Regions from separate parts of the Homo sapiens genome. Here all the other regions are linked to region 2. The links are chromatin contacts, found by Hi-C or POLR2A ChIA-PET in ENCODE. All regions are on one chromosome and are shown on one strand. The core of a region is the stretch at or near the end of the contact, and the rest is flanking DNA. Distances in the headings are between cores, read along the strand shown.

Region 1 (2,700 bases), core at 24-2,523, 220 kb before region 2:
ATGAATATTCTTGCTTAGGAGGATATAAAGGGAGCCAATTTAAAGAAAAATATTAAAGAAATGATAGTACAAGAGGAGCCACCATCGATGGTACTAGAACAAGGCTCAGGAAATTAGACCTCTCTTCAGTTTCATCGGGGGCTGTCTGTCCCTCCCTCCCTGGCTCTAGCTACACTGGTCTTGCAGGTCCTTGAAGATGTCACATGCTCATCTGCCAGGAACGTTCTGGAATGCTCTTCCCAATCTCACCCTTGCACTATATTCCCATCTTTTGCTAAAATAATGGCCCTCAGATCGTGGCTCCAGTGTCCCTCCCTGGGAGTCTCGTGATCAGGGGACCCTGCCGTCGTTATCTCATGGTCCTTCTACTTTTTCTTCATAGCACTTACTGCCATTTGTGATGATCTCTTGTGTGTCTGTGATTACATCTATGCCCCCTCTAGAATGTAAGCTTCTCAAAGCTGGACTGTGTCTTGCTCACCCTCTATGCTCAGGGCCCAGCCGGGCCAGGCACGTGCTAAGCACTCATCTGAATGCAGCATGTGCGAACAGATGCATGCACCCAGTTACTCACCCTGGTGGCTCCTGCCTCAGTCCCTGGCATGTTGACACCACTCAGATTGTGGCTGCCCCTGTGGAGTTAGGAATTGCCTCGGCATCAGCCTTCGAACAAGGGGCTCCACGCTGTCATTTTGCACCTGGCCTCACAAATGATGTAGCTGATCCTGAGCAGAAGATTGAGGAAGGTGGAAAGTAAGGACACTGGGGTGGATGACCCCTTTCAGAGCACGCAGAGAAGGCAGGAGACATGGGGTCAGGACAGTCTCTCCCAGCTTGGACCTTGTGCTGGCTTTTCTTTGAGGAGTCATGGAGATTAGATCTAGGACCTCTTCCTGGGCAGGGGAAGGGTCCCAGAAGAGCCATGCGGGTGGGGTCAGAGTTTCTGCCTTGGGTCTCAAAGGGCCTCAAGCCTGCGCCCCCTAGCCATGGCTTGGCCTCTTCCTCCTGGCCTCTCCCCACACTTCAATGTTTGCTTATCCTGGACCCCACAACCCCCTTATGCTATAGGAAGGCATAGGTCCAGAGTATGCATTGTTTTAGTTTAAACATTTAAAATATAGAAAGCTCAGAGGTGAACTTAACTAACGCCCATGTGCTTACCACTCAGAATAAGCAACTGTTAACATTTTTGCTTCAGATTTTTTTTTATATAAAACAAATAGAGCATCATAGACAGAGCTGAAGTTCCCTTTGTTCCTCTGCCCAGTCCAATTCCTCCCCTCCTTTCAATCCCAGGAGCAGTTGTTACTACTAATCTGATGTGTTTCCTTCCAATCTATTTCGATGAGCAAAACAGAATGTGTGTTAATGGAAGCATTATTCCTCACAGCCAAAAAAAAAAAAAAATGGAAACAATCCAAACGTCCATCAACTGATAAATGGATAAACAAAATGTGGCCTATCCATATAATGAAATATTATTAAGCAATAAAAATAAATCAAGTGCCAATCCATGCTAACATGGATCGGCCCTTTTTTTTTTTTTTTTTTTTTTTTGAGACAGGCTCTGGGTCTGTCACCCAGGCTGCAGTGCAGTGGTGCGATCTCTGCTCACTACCACCTCTACCTCCTGGGCTCAAGCCATCCTCCCACCTTAGCCTCGCAAGTAGCTGGGACTACAGGCACGCACCACCACACCTGGCTAATTTTTGTATTTTTTGTAGAGATGAGGTTTTGCCATGTCACCCAGGCAGGTCTCGAACTCCTGGGCTCAAGCAATCTGCCTGCTTAGGCCTCCCAAAGTGCTGGGATTACAGGCGTGAGCCACCACACCCTGTGTGATCAACCTTGAACACATTTTAAGTGACAGAAGCTAGATGCAAAAGGCTACGTATTATATGACTACATTTATACAGAATAGGCAAATCCACAGAGACAGAAGCAGATTAGTGGTTGCCAACGGGGAAGAGCAGAATACAAGTGGCTGATTAACGGGTGTGGGACTCCTTTTTGGGGTGATAAAAATGTTCTAGAATTAGGCAGTGGTGGTGGTTGCAAAACATCTGCAACCACCACTAAGATGGTTTTCCTTTCTTTTTCAAGGTCGTATAATATTCTCCTATGTGAATAAACCACATTTTCTTTATTGTTGCATCATCAATGACCATTTTTGGGTTGCTTCTAAACAACAGAAAAAACACTGAATTATATACTTTAAAATGGTTAAAATGATGACTTCTATGTACTTGAAAAAACACATAACATTGTTTACCCTCTGACCCATTTTAAGTGCAGGTTCAGTAGCCTTAAGTGTATTTAAAGGCTTGTGAAACAGACATCTAGGACTTTTTCTGGCTGCAAAACTGAAACTGTGTATCTACTAAACATGAATTCTCCCTCCCCCACCTCCACACTCAGCAATCACCTTTCCACTTTCTGCTTCTATAATTTTGACTGCTTTAGATTCTTCACATGAGTGTAATCATACAGTATTTGTCCTTTTGTGACTGGCTTATTTCTTTCTTTCTTTTTTTTTTTTTTGAGACAGAGTTTTGCTCTTGTTGCCCAGGCTGGAGTGCAATGGCATGATCTCGGCTCACTGCAAACTCCGTCTCCTGGGTTCAAGCAATTCCTGGGTTCAAGCGATTCTCCTGTCTCAGTCTCCCGAGTAGCTAGGATTACAGGCACCTGCCACTACGT
Region 2 (2,726 bases), core at 97-2,596:
CTAAATGGCAGGTTATGATTTCCTAATATGCTGTGACAGAGCTGAACCCTCCATCCCAGCTGCAGGCACCTGCCTCTGTGGAGTGGCTACTCTAGGCTAGGTACTTCAGCATATTCTCTCTTTTCATCCTCCTGCAGTCCAATTTGGCAGATAAGGAAACTGAGGCCTAGGGAGGTTCTGGGCTCCTGCAGAGCTAGGGGAGGAGGAAGGAAGCAAAGACTAATCAGGCATCCCTTAATTGGACTTGCCTGGGAGGCAGGCACTGGGCCTGAGTAGAGGGTGCTGGGAGCTGAGTGTGGTCAGAATACAGGGAACAGAAAGGCTCAGGGTGACCAAGGCTGAATGGGGGTGGGGCAGGGTCCCTGAGGACAGGGCTGAAGCACTTGGACAACTGACTACAGTGGGGCATTTTCAGGTCTGGGCTTGTGGAGTGGACAGCTGAGGTCCCTGAGTGGGGGCACAGGATGGCTGGAGGGGTTGGGGAGAAGGTGGTGAACCTTGGAGGAATCCAGGAGGGAGATGATGTGACGTCATCTAGGGATGCAGGGGGTGCGAGAGGGGCAAGAAGCAGCAGCACTTGGTGACTGATGGGATATAGAGGTTAGGGAGAAGGCGGGGTGAGAGTGATGACTAACATTTATTGGACACTTTGTATGTGCGTGGCTCAGTAGCAAGTGTTTCCCATTTGTCACAGCACTTAATCCTCAAAACATCCTAATAGTGTTGGTTCTATTGTCACCCCCATCTAACAGATGGGGACTGTGACTCAGCGGTGAGAGTCTTAGCAGAGGTCACAAGCCAGTCCTCAAGTCCCTGGGAACCACTTGGTTCCCACCGTCATCTCCCCCGAGATGCTAGGCTGTTTGTGTCCACCAGGGGGCAGAGAGAGGCCGGGAATTTGAACGGGACCCACGTTTTCCTGCGCTTCCCTTAGCCTTGGCTGTGGTCAGAGATCTTGGTGATCAAGGAGTCTGACCCCCTAGTTCTCACTTTACCATAGGGTAAGCTGAGGCCCATGGAGGGACAGTGACCAGCTCAGGTGGTAGAACCAATCAGAGGCGGACGTGGGCCAGAGCCCAAGACTCCAACCCCCCAGCAGCTTAGACCCCAACCCTGGATCAGGTCACCCCAGCACCTGGGGGGTGGCAGCGGCGACGGGGGCCATGGATTCCGGCCCCAGCCTGTGAATTCCACAGACACCGCGGCTCCACACAACCCACACCCCACTGCACACAGAAAGGATACGGCTGACGCTTCGTGAGCGATGCTGGTTGTCACCAAGTCACTGGTGAAACTGGGAGAGCGCCCCTGGTGAGACGGTGTGAGGATTCATGCAAAGCACGTGACAGAGGGAGTTTCAGGAAGTGAAGCTGTCCTGTGTTGCTGCTGTTTTATTAGTAACAGCAAGCTGCCCAGGCCCACACGAGGCAGGTGTGTCTCATGAGTGTTCTACGGGAGAGGAAGTGAGGCTTAGAGGCCCAAGCCAGGAGTGGAGGAGCTGCGGCTACGGGCTACGGTGCCCATGCCCACACCTGCCTCAGGAGCGCCCTCTTCCTTTGGATGATTCTTTTTTATAGACAGGGTCTTGCTCTGTCGCCCAAGCTGGAGTGCGGTGGTGCAATCATGGCTCCCTGCAGACTTGACCTCTTGGGCTCAGCTTCCCAAGTATCTGGACTACAAGCATGCACCACCACACCTGGCTGATTTTTAATTTTTTTGTAGAGATAGGGTCTTGCTATGTTGCCCAGGCTGGTCTTGAACTCCTGGACTCAAGTCCTCCTGCCTTGGCCTCCCAAAGTGCTGGGATTACAGGCGTGAGCCACCATGCCCACCCAGCCTGGATGATTCTTTTAGTCCGTCATTCATCCCATGAGCATTTGTGCCACATGTGCTCTGAGCCTGGTTCTGTGGTGGGCACTGGTGCCACCCTGGGCCCTGAGGTGCATGAGGGGGCGGAACAAATGGAAATTGAGGCAGGCTAGGCCTAGAGCCTGTGGGCTTCCTGGGACTGGGCACTGAGCAGTGAGCTCGGGAGACAGAAGGCTGAGCCCAAGGCTGTGGGCTTGTGCCACCTCTGCCTAACCAGGGTTTGTTTACCTTCCACCCAGAATCACATAATGGAGGTCCGTTCCTCCCCTGCACAGCATCCTGCCCTCAGGATAGCCTCAGGGCTACCCACACAGATGGGAGCTGCCTCATCTGGGGCCACTCCAGGGCCGGGGGTTCTGCTGGGAAGAAGGCTCCTACATCCTTGCCCCGCTGTCTGAAGCTGGTTTGGGCCAGTGAAGAGGAGCCTTCCCTGGCCGAACTCCTTTTGTCAGCCCAGGGAATATCCAGGTCAGGGGGTGGGGTTTGGCCTGGGGATCAGGGGCCCAGGGTCATGTTTGGGATTATCCTAACAGGCATTGCACCTGCATAAGACAGTGCAGGATGGGTCTGCACAAGACCATATAGAGGAGAGGTGAGCGGGGTTGAAGGCCAGTCCACACCCTGCTCCACTTGGCACTGCTGGGGGCTGGAGCAGGGCTGTATCAGCCTAGAGGAAACAGGTTCTTATTTCTGAGTCATCATGAGCACCACATAGGTTGGCAGTGCCCTGATGGCAACAGTCCCTAAAGCGCAGGGGTGGAGCAAGGCTTGATGTTGGCCTGGAGCTCCAGGGCCAGTTGCTATTTGAATGAAAGAGTTGCAGCAAGCTGGTCTTTTCCCCAAACCCATGGCCCTCA
Region 3 (2,700 bases), core at 37-2,536, 240 kb after region 2:
GATCCTTCCAGCTGATATATTACTCCCCTCTTTGAAATCTCATGCCTCTCTATCAGCAACTTTCTTATGTCACCTTAACATTTTTTTCTATTTGTTTCATAGTTGTTAGTGCATATGTTAAGTCTCCCCATTAGACTATAAATTACTGAGGGCAGGCCGGGCACAGTGGCTCACGCCTGTAATCCTAGCACTTTGGGAGGCCAAGGCGGGTGGATTACTTGAGGTCAAGAGTTCAAGACCATCCTAGCCAACACAGTGAAACCCTGTCGCTACTAAAACTACAAAAAATTAGCTGGGCATGGTGGCGCACACCTATAACCCTAGCTACTTGGGAGGCAGGAGAATCCCTTGAACCCAACAGGGTGGAGCTTGCAGTGAGCTGAGATCCTGCCACTGCACTCCAGCCTGGGTGACATTGTAAGACTTTGTCTGAAAAAAAAAAAATTATTGAGGGAAGAGTAAACATCCTATTCATCTTGGTTTGGGATATTTCACATGCAGGCAGCAGGATGTTGTAGGAAAAAAACACACTGAACTTAGAACCAGAAGGATCAGATAAGGATATGATGGAGTACTGGCTTCTCTATTCACTGGCCGTGTGACTAGACAAGTCATTTAGCTTCACTGAAACTAAGTTTTCTATCTCTAAGCGTGTAGTAATCATCCTTCTATTCCTGAATAGTTGTCGGGAGGCTCAAACTGAGATAATGTATGTGACTATCCTTTGCAAATTCTAACTTTCTACACACAGTATCATAGTAAATATTGAGTATTTGAATGAGTAAGCATTTACTTTAGTGAACACCTTTTCCTGAGCAGTTCTCTTGCTTAATGAGGTCTTTTGATTTTGTAAATATGCTACTTTTTTATCTGATATTTTTGTATTGTTCCATTTTGCAGATGATATCTAATTTTATTAAATTATTCTGTTCCTGAGAATTGGCATCCTCTTCATCCACCTGGGGATGACCAGGAATTTTCTGTTTTTTTCTCTGTAGGTGCTATTTAATATTTAAATAACAAATGACATTTGATCTGTTTCAGCAGGTGGTCCATTATGGCTGACATGCAAAATCTGGTAGAAAGATTGGAGAGGGCAGTGGGCCGCCTGGAGGCAGTATCTCATACCTCTGACATGCACCGTGGGTATGCAGACAGTCCTTCAAAAGGTAAGCAGTCCACAGCCCAGCAGAATGCTTTCTTTGAGCGTCTTGGCCTGAAAATTTTCTATTATTCTCTCCTTTGGCGCTAACTTCCCAAAACTTAATCTAGAAAGTTTACCTTTTGTAATTTGTATTGCTGTGAACAGATAAGAGAGGAAATGACTTGTACAGGGAGGCCTGTGGTTAAGTTATTTTAACACAAGAACTTCCTGCTTGTGCAATATTTCCTGCTCTTTCTTTAGCAGAATGACTCCAATGTAAGTCAAATGACAAGTGATAATAAAATTCCTCTCTCCAAACAATTGGCAAATTGGACATTTTGCACATGCACCAGTTGGAACATAGAATGTTAGCACTAAAAAAAACCTTGGAGGATCATTTTGTTTATTTTCATTTTATAGATAAAGAAAATTAAGCTCAGAGAGGAAAAGGAATTTAGTCAGGGTCACACAACCAGTTAGTGGTGATACTGGACCTGGAACCCAGGTTTCCTTACTCCTGTTCTGTATCCTGTTGACTGTATTACCTTGCCTCCCCACTTTCATGTAGAAGCACGTTTTAAAGAAGCCTCCTTCTGATGCATGGCTGATTCTTTGTGGTGTGTTTGTCTTTAGCAGGAGCAGCTCCATATGTGCAGGCATTTGACTCGCTGCTTGCTGGTCCTGTGGCAGAGTACTTGAAGATCAGTAAAGAGATTGGGGGAGACGTGCAGAAACATGTAAGGATGTTTTGCCTTTTTCCCCTTCTTTTAAGGACTAACAGCTTTCTTCAGTCAGCCAAGGTCCTCATCCTTGGTTTAAGAGCTCCTTGAGAAGTTCCTCTTGGTTTGGGGCATTACACATGTTCTTTCTCTTTTGCCTGTACTGAGGAGTTCAGTCTAGCCACAGAAACGATTCCTCATTTTTTTCTAGGCCCCTTGCTTTTATCACGTATTTATACAGAAAGCTTGCTTGGTACATAAAATATGGTTCTGTTCATCTTTGTAGTGAAGAATATGCACCAGTTTGATCCCAACATATTACATAATCAAACCTACAGTGGCTTATTTAAAGGAGTCATTATCATGACTTAGCATTTATAAAACTATGCTTGATAGTTATTAGTTATGCTAATGTGGGTTATTTTCACACTTAACCCACAGCAAGAATATGAAGTAGGCAATGACAGGTGCCTTTCCTCCCACCTTCCTTTATGCCTCCTACGTCATCACCACCACCCCCCACCCCCACCCCACACTCACATATACATTCTACCTCTATTTTTGGGACCCAAAAACCTTCCTGCTAGCTCACCGAATTATAAACAGTAACCATGCTTGGGAACTTCTTCACCTAAACCTTTCTCGAAGACTGGTTGCTTGGCTTTTGGAAAATCTATTTTGAGCCTCTCAAATACCATCTGTTGCCAATGGTTTTAGCTCTAGAGAGTGGGACTGGGACTTTAATAAGGGTGTGGAGGCTTGCATTTTTACTTAATACAGTTCTGTAACATTTGAAAAAACTTTAAAACATTTATCATTTGTATTTTAAAAATGCAA
Region 4 (2,899 bases), core at 83-2,582, 180 kb after region 2:
ACCACCGCTCAGCTGCTCGTTCCACATGGCAGGTAGAAGAGGCCAGCCCACAGCTCCCAAGTATGTATCTCCTCCGTTCAACCTTCCCAGATTGAATTGGATACTCCTGATTCTAATTACAGATTTGTGTGTGTGTGTGTGTGTGTGTGTGTGTGTGTGTGAGAGAGAGAGAGAGAGAGAGACATCACAAGAGTGAGAGTGATATTGCTGGTCCAATCCCTGTGGCAGAGTCATCAAACACACACTTGGTATGTAGGACTGCCCACCTGGGAGTGAAGCGGGCAGACACCTCAGGAGGTGGGTGTTTTGGGTATTTTAACTCTGTTTGATCGTAGAAGTATTTAGGTCCTATACCATTGTTTTCACCCGCTGAGGGACAGTAATATGTCTCTCCTGAAGGGAAAACATCTTTCTACTCCAGGCTCGGTGGCTAGCTCAGCTATAGCAGAAATGCTCTACCATACTAGCAGCCTGAAGTCCTGGGATTAACTTACAGTTCACAAGGTACCGGCTGTGTGACTTCAGGCAATTTATATAACCTCCCTGAGTCTCTGTGTACTGATTTCGGAAGAATCAGAAAATGCAAACAATTGCAACTAGAAAAAGAAAACCACACTCTTGGCTGGGCACAGTGGCTCATGACTGTAATCCCAGCACTTTGGGAGGCCGAGGTGGGTGGATCATGAGGTCAGGAGTTCGAGACCAGCCTGGCCAACATAGTGAAACCCCCGTCTCTACTAAAAATACAAAAATTAGCCGGGCATGGTGGTGTGAGCCTATATTCCCAGCTACTCAGGAGGCTGAGTCAGGAGAATCACTTGAACCCGGGAGGCAGAGGCTGTGGTGAGCCGAGATCGTGCCACTGCACCCCAGCCTGGGCAACAGAGTGAGACTCTGTCTCAAAAATTAAATAAATAAATAAATACAATAAAAAGAAAACCTCACTCTGTGTCCCCTTCTTTCTCCCTTTCTCTAGGCTCCTTTTTATGTAATACACACAAGCACAGACTGCAGGAGTCTAGGTTTAGTTTCAAAGCTTTGGCAGTGCCTTTATGTCTTTGTGTAGAAAAGGGAGAAGCCATTTAAGAGGTACCTGACTCTTCAATAGGCTTGCTTATTATCCCCAGCAGGCCTAAGGGAGCACAGTTTTGAAAAGCCAAGGATCAAAAAAAATAAATACAACTTGTTCTGTGTTGCAAAGAGAAGTCCTAACTCCATGGCGAGGGAGGCAGCTTTGCAAATTACAAGGGTAGAGGGAGTGAGGTCACTAGGGCAGGAACAATTTGTAAAACCCAAGTGTGGAGAACTGTGTAAACCTCCAGGGGAAGGTAGGTGAGGAGGTGTTATAAAGGACTGGTGTGGGAGGGGTAAGTTCCCCTTCCTGTTCTGACAGCTGGAGGCAGCAGGGCTACCTCTACCCCACAGGGCCCCTTGGTGCAAGTTATAAACAGGTGCCCCCTCTCTGAGTGGCGCAGCTCACAGTTTGATGAGAGGAGTGTTGGCCAGGCACCATGAGCACTGCATGACTCCCAAGGCTATGCTCCATGGCCTGAGTGGCAGGCCTCATTGCAAATCAGTGGGCTGCAGAGGAACATCTGCCAACAGGCATAGATCCAAAGGGAGATGGAACAAGGGCAATGCCCAGGACTCTCCCCATCTCCAGACATGCCTTGTAGAATGAGAAGAGGAGAGACCAAGCACACAGGTTTTATGTGTAGCCCAGCTCTCTACCCTCTGAGATTACTTAAAATTGCCTCTAACCTCCAATCCCAGACCCCATGAAGGAAACCCACAGACTCTTCAAGGATCCCATGAACTCCCATGGATTCCATTCTCACATGATCCCTCTTCTTTTGGGATTCCACACATATGATCTCATTGCTTTCTCCAAGTTGTACAAATACTACTCATACTAAGCATTCATATGGGTAGCATGTATTATGAAAGATTTGGAGGTGGAGTACAGGGAGATGATGAAGGAAGTGTTTAAATTGAAGTGATGTACACTTAAACTTTGCATAAGGATCAACTCCAATCTTAATTTTTTTTTCAGTTGTCCTACTATTCTAAGGGTTTCTCACTAACCTTTAACTCTGTATCTTTTAAAATGTTCCTGGCTTCATTCTCTCCCCTTCCCATTTCCTCTTTCCTCTAGAACTGCCCTCTGTACCCCAAAGTGGTTTTCCTCTATTATGCTGAGCAATTTTGCTCTCTCCAGTTCTGAACCTCCAACTTGAATATTTGAATCCATCATGTAGGGTCTTATATTTAATGGAATCCATCCTCTGTAATACATATGATACAGCTATAAAAACCTAAGGAAAAAAACGTTGGCTTTATTCAACCATGCAACTTGCCTGGGAACCTCCTCAGTTATGTGATTTTTTTTTTCTTTTTCTTTTGAGATGGAGTCTCGCTCTGTCACCCAGGCTGGAGTGCAGTGGTGCAATCTTGGCTCACTGCAGCCTCTGCCTCTTGGGTTCAAGAGATTCTCCTGCCTCAGCCTCCCAAGTAGCTGGGATTACAGGTGCACGCCACCACAGCCAGCTAATTTTTGTATTTTTACCAGAGACGGGGTTTCACCATGTTGGCTAGGCTGGTCTTGAACTCCTGACCTCTCAGGTGATCCGCTTGCCTCGGCCTCCCAAAGTGCTGGGATTACAGGTGTGAGCCATGGTGCCCAGCCAGTTATGTGATAATTAATAAGTAGGAGGGAAGCACAGAATATTAGGTAAAATTAGAAGCAGAGTGACTTTTAGCCAGACTGGAAACTTGAGTTATCACATGGACTTCCACACTGCTGGGAAATATATAATGTTCTGTGTACCTGTTTAATCATTAATATATTGATATTTTATTAACTTGATCTCTAAGTAGAAACTTTACAAGCTGGGCGCAA

The links. A loop is a pair of places that touch in the nucleus more often than their neighbours do. ChIA-PET counts read pairs that join two places held with the same protein, here RNA polymerase II (POLR2A). Pooled maps may share reads with other maps.
Region 1: a loop to region 2 is called in a pooled map, with 2.5 times the contacts of the local background. The contact joins the enhancer-like site here to the promoter of LINC02811 in region 2. A Hi-C loop is called at or near these places in 5 of 168 maps with a recorded cell type or tissue (Calu3, IMR-90, MCF 10A and 2 more), 2 of 37 single-sample maps with no recorded cell type and 14 of 50 pooled maps. POLR2A ChIA-PET finds 5 or more read pairs at or near these places in 1 of 52 experiments (H1).
Region 3: a loop to region 2 is called in a pooled map, with 3 times the contacts of the local background. The contact joins the enhancer-like site here to the promoter of LINC02811 in region 2. A Hi-C loop is called at or near these places in 4 of 37 single-sample maps with no recorded cell type and 9 of 50 pooled maps. POLR2A ChIA-PET finds 5 or more read pairs at or near these places in 2 of 52 experiments (H1 and PC-9).
Region 4: a pooled map shows a loop between it and region 2 (2.4-fold over the local background). The contact joins the enhancer-like site here to the promoter of LINC02811 in region 2. A Hi-C loop is called at or near these places in 3 of 168 maps with a recorded cell type or tissue (HL-60/S4, K562 and right lobe of liver) and 2 of 50 pooled maps. POLR2A ChIA-PET finds 5 or more read pairs at or near these places in 3 of 52 experiments (H1, activated B cell and activated CD4-positive, alpha-beta T cell).

Annotation. Positions count from the first base shown.
Region 1 is chr1:39,595,815-39,598,514 of GRCh38, forward strand. No RefSeq gene overlaps it. Among named protein-coding and RNA genes, the nearest start is that of PABPC4, 20 kb to the left of the region's middle. RefSeq lists a silencer at 1,935-2,024. Within about 2 kb of position 1,274, at least 2 of the 41 ENCODE cell types and tissues checked have a DNase peak (open chromatin) inside an H3K27ac peak, as active enhancers do.
Region 2 is chr1:39,816,114-39,818,839 of GRCh38, forward strand. It overlaps LINC02811 (long intergenic non-protein coding RNA 2811), which reads right to left and starts at 1,347. Exons shown (of 4, transcript NR_186710.1): 1 at 1,136-1,347. RefSeq lists enhancers at 630-1,625, 1,474-1,643.
Region 3 is chr1:40,058,290-40,060,989 of GRCh38, forward strand. It overlaps CAP1 (cyclase associated actin cytoskeleton regulatory protein 1), which reads left to right. Exons shown (of 13, transcript NM_006367.4): 2 at 1,048-1,169; 3 at 1,778-1,881. The coding sequence starts at 1,058. Among named protein-coding and RNA genes, the nearest start is that of CAP1, 19 kb to the left of the region's middle. RefSeq lists enhancers at 619-1,380, 986-1,035. Within about 2 kb of position 1,287, at least 13 of the 41 ENCODE cell types and tissues checked have a DNase peak (open chromatin) inside an H3K27ac peak, as active enhancers do; they include PC-9, where a contact is called at or near this core.
Region 4 is chr1:39,994,744-39,997,642 of GRCh38, forward strand. No RefSeq gene overlaps it. Among named protein-coding and RNA genes, the nearest start is that of MFSD2A, 41 kb to the left of the region's middle. Within about 2 kb of position 1,333, at least 6 of the 41 ENCODE cell types and tissues checked have a DNase peak (open chromatin) inside an H3K27ac peak, as active enhancers do.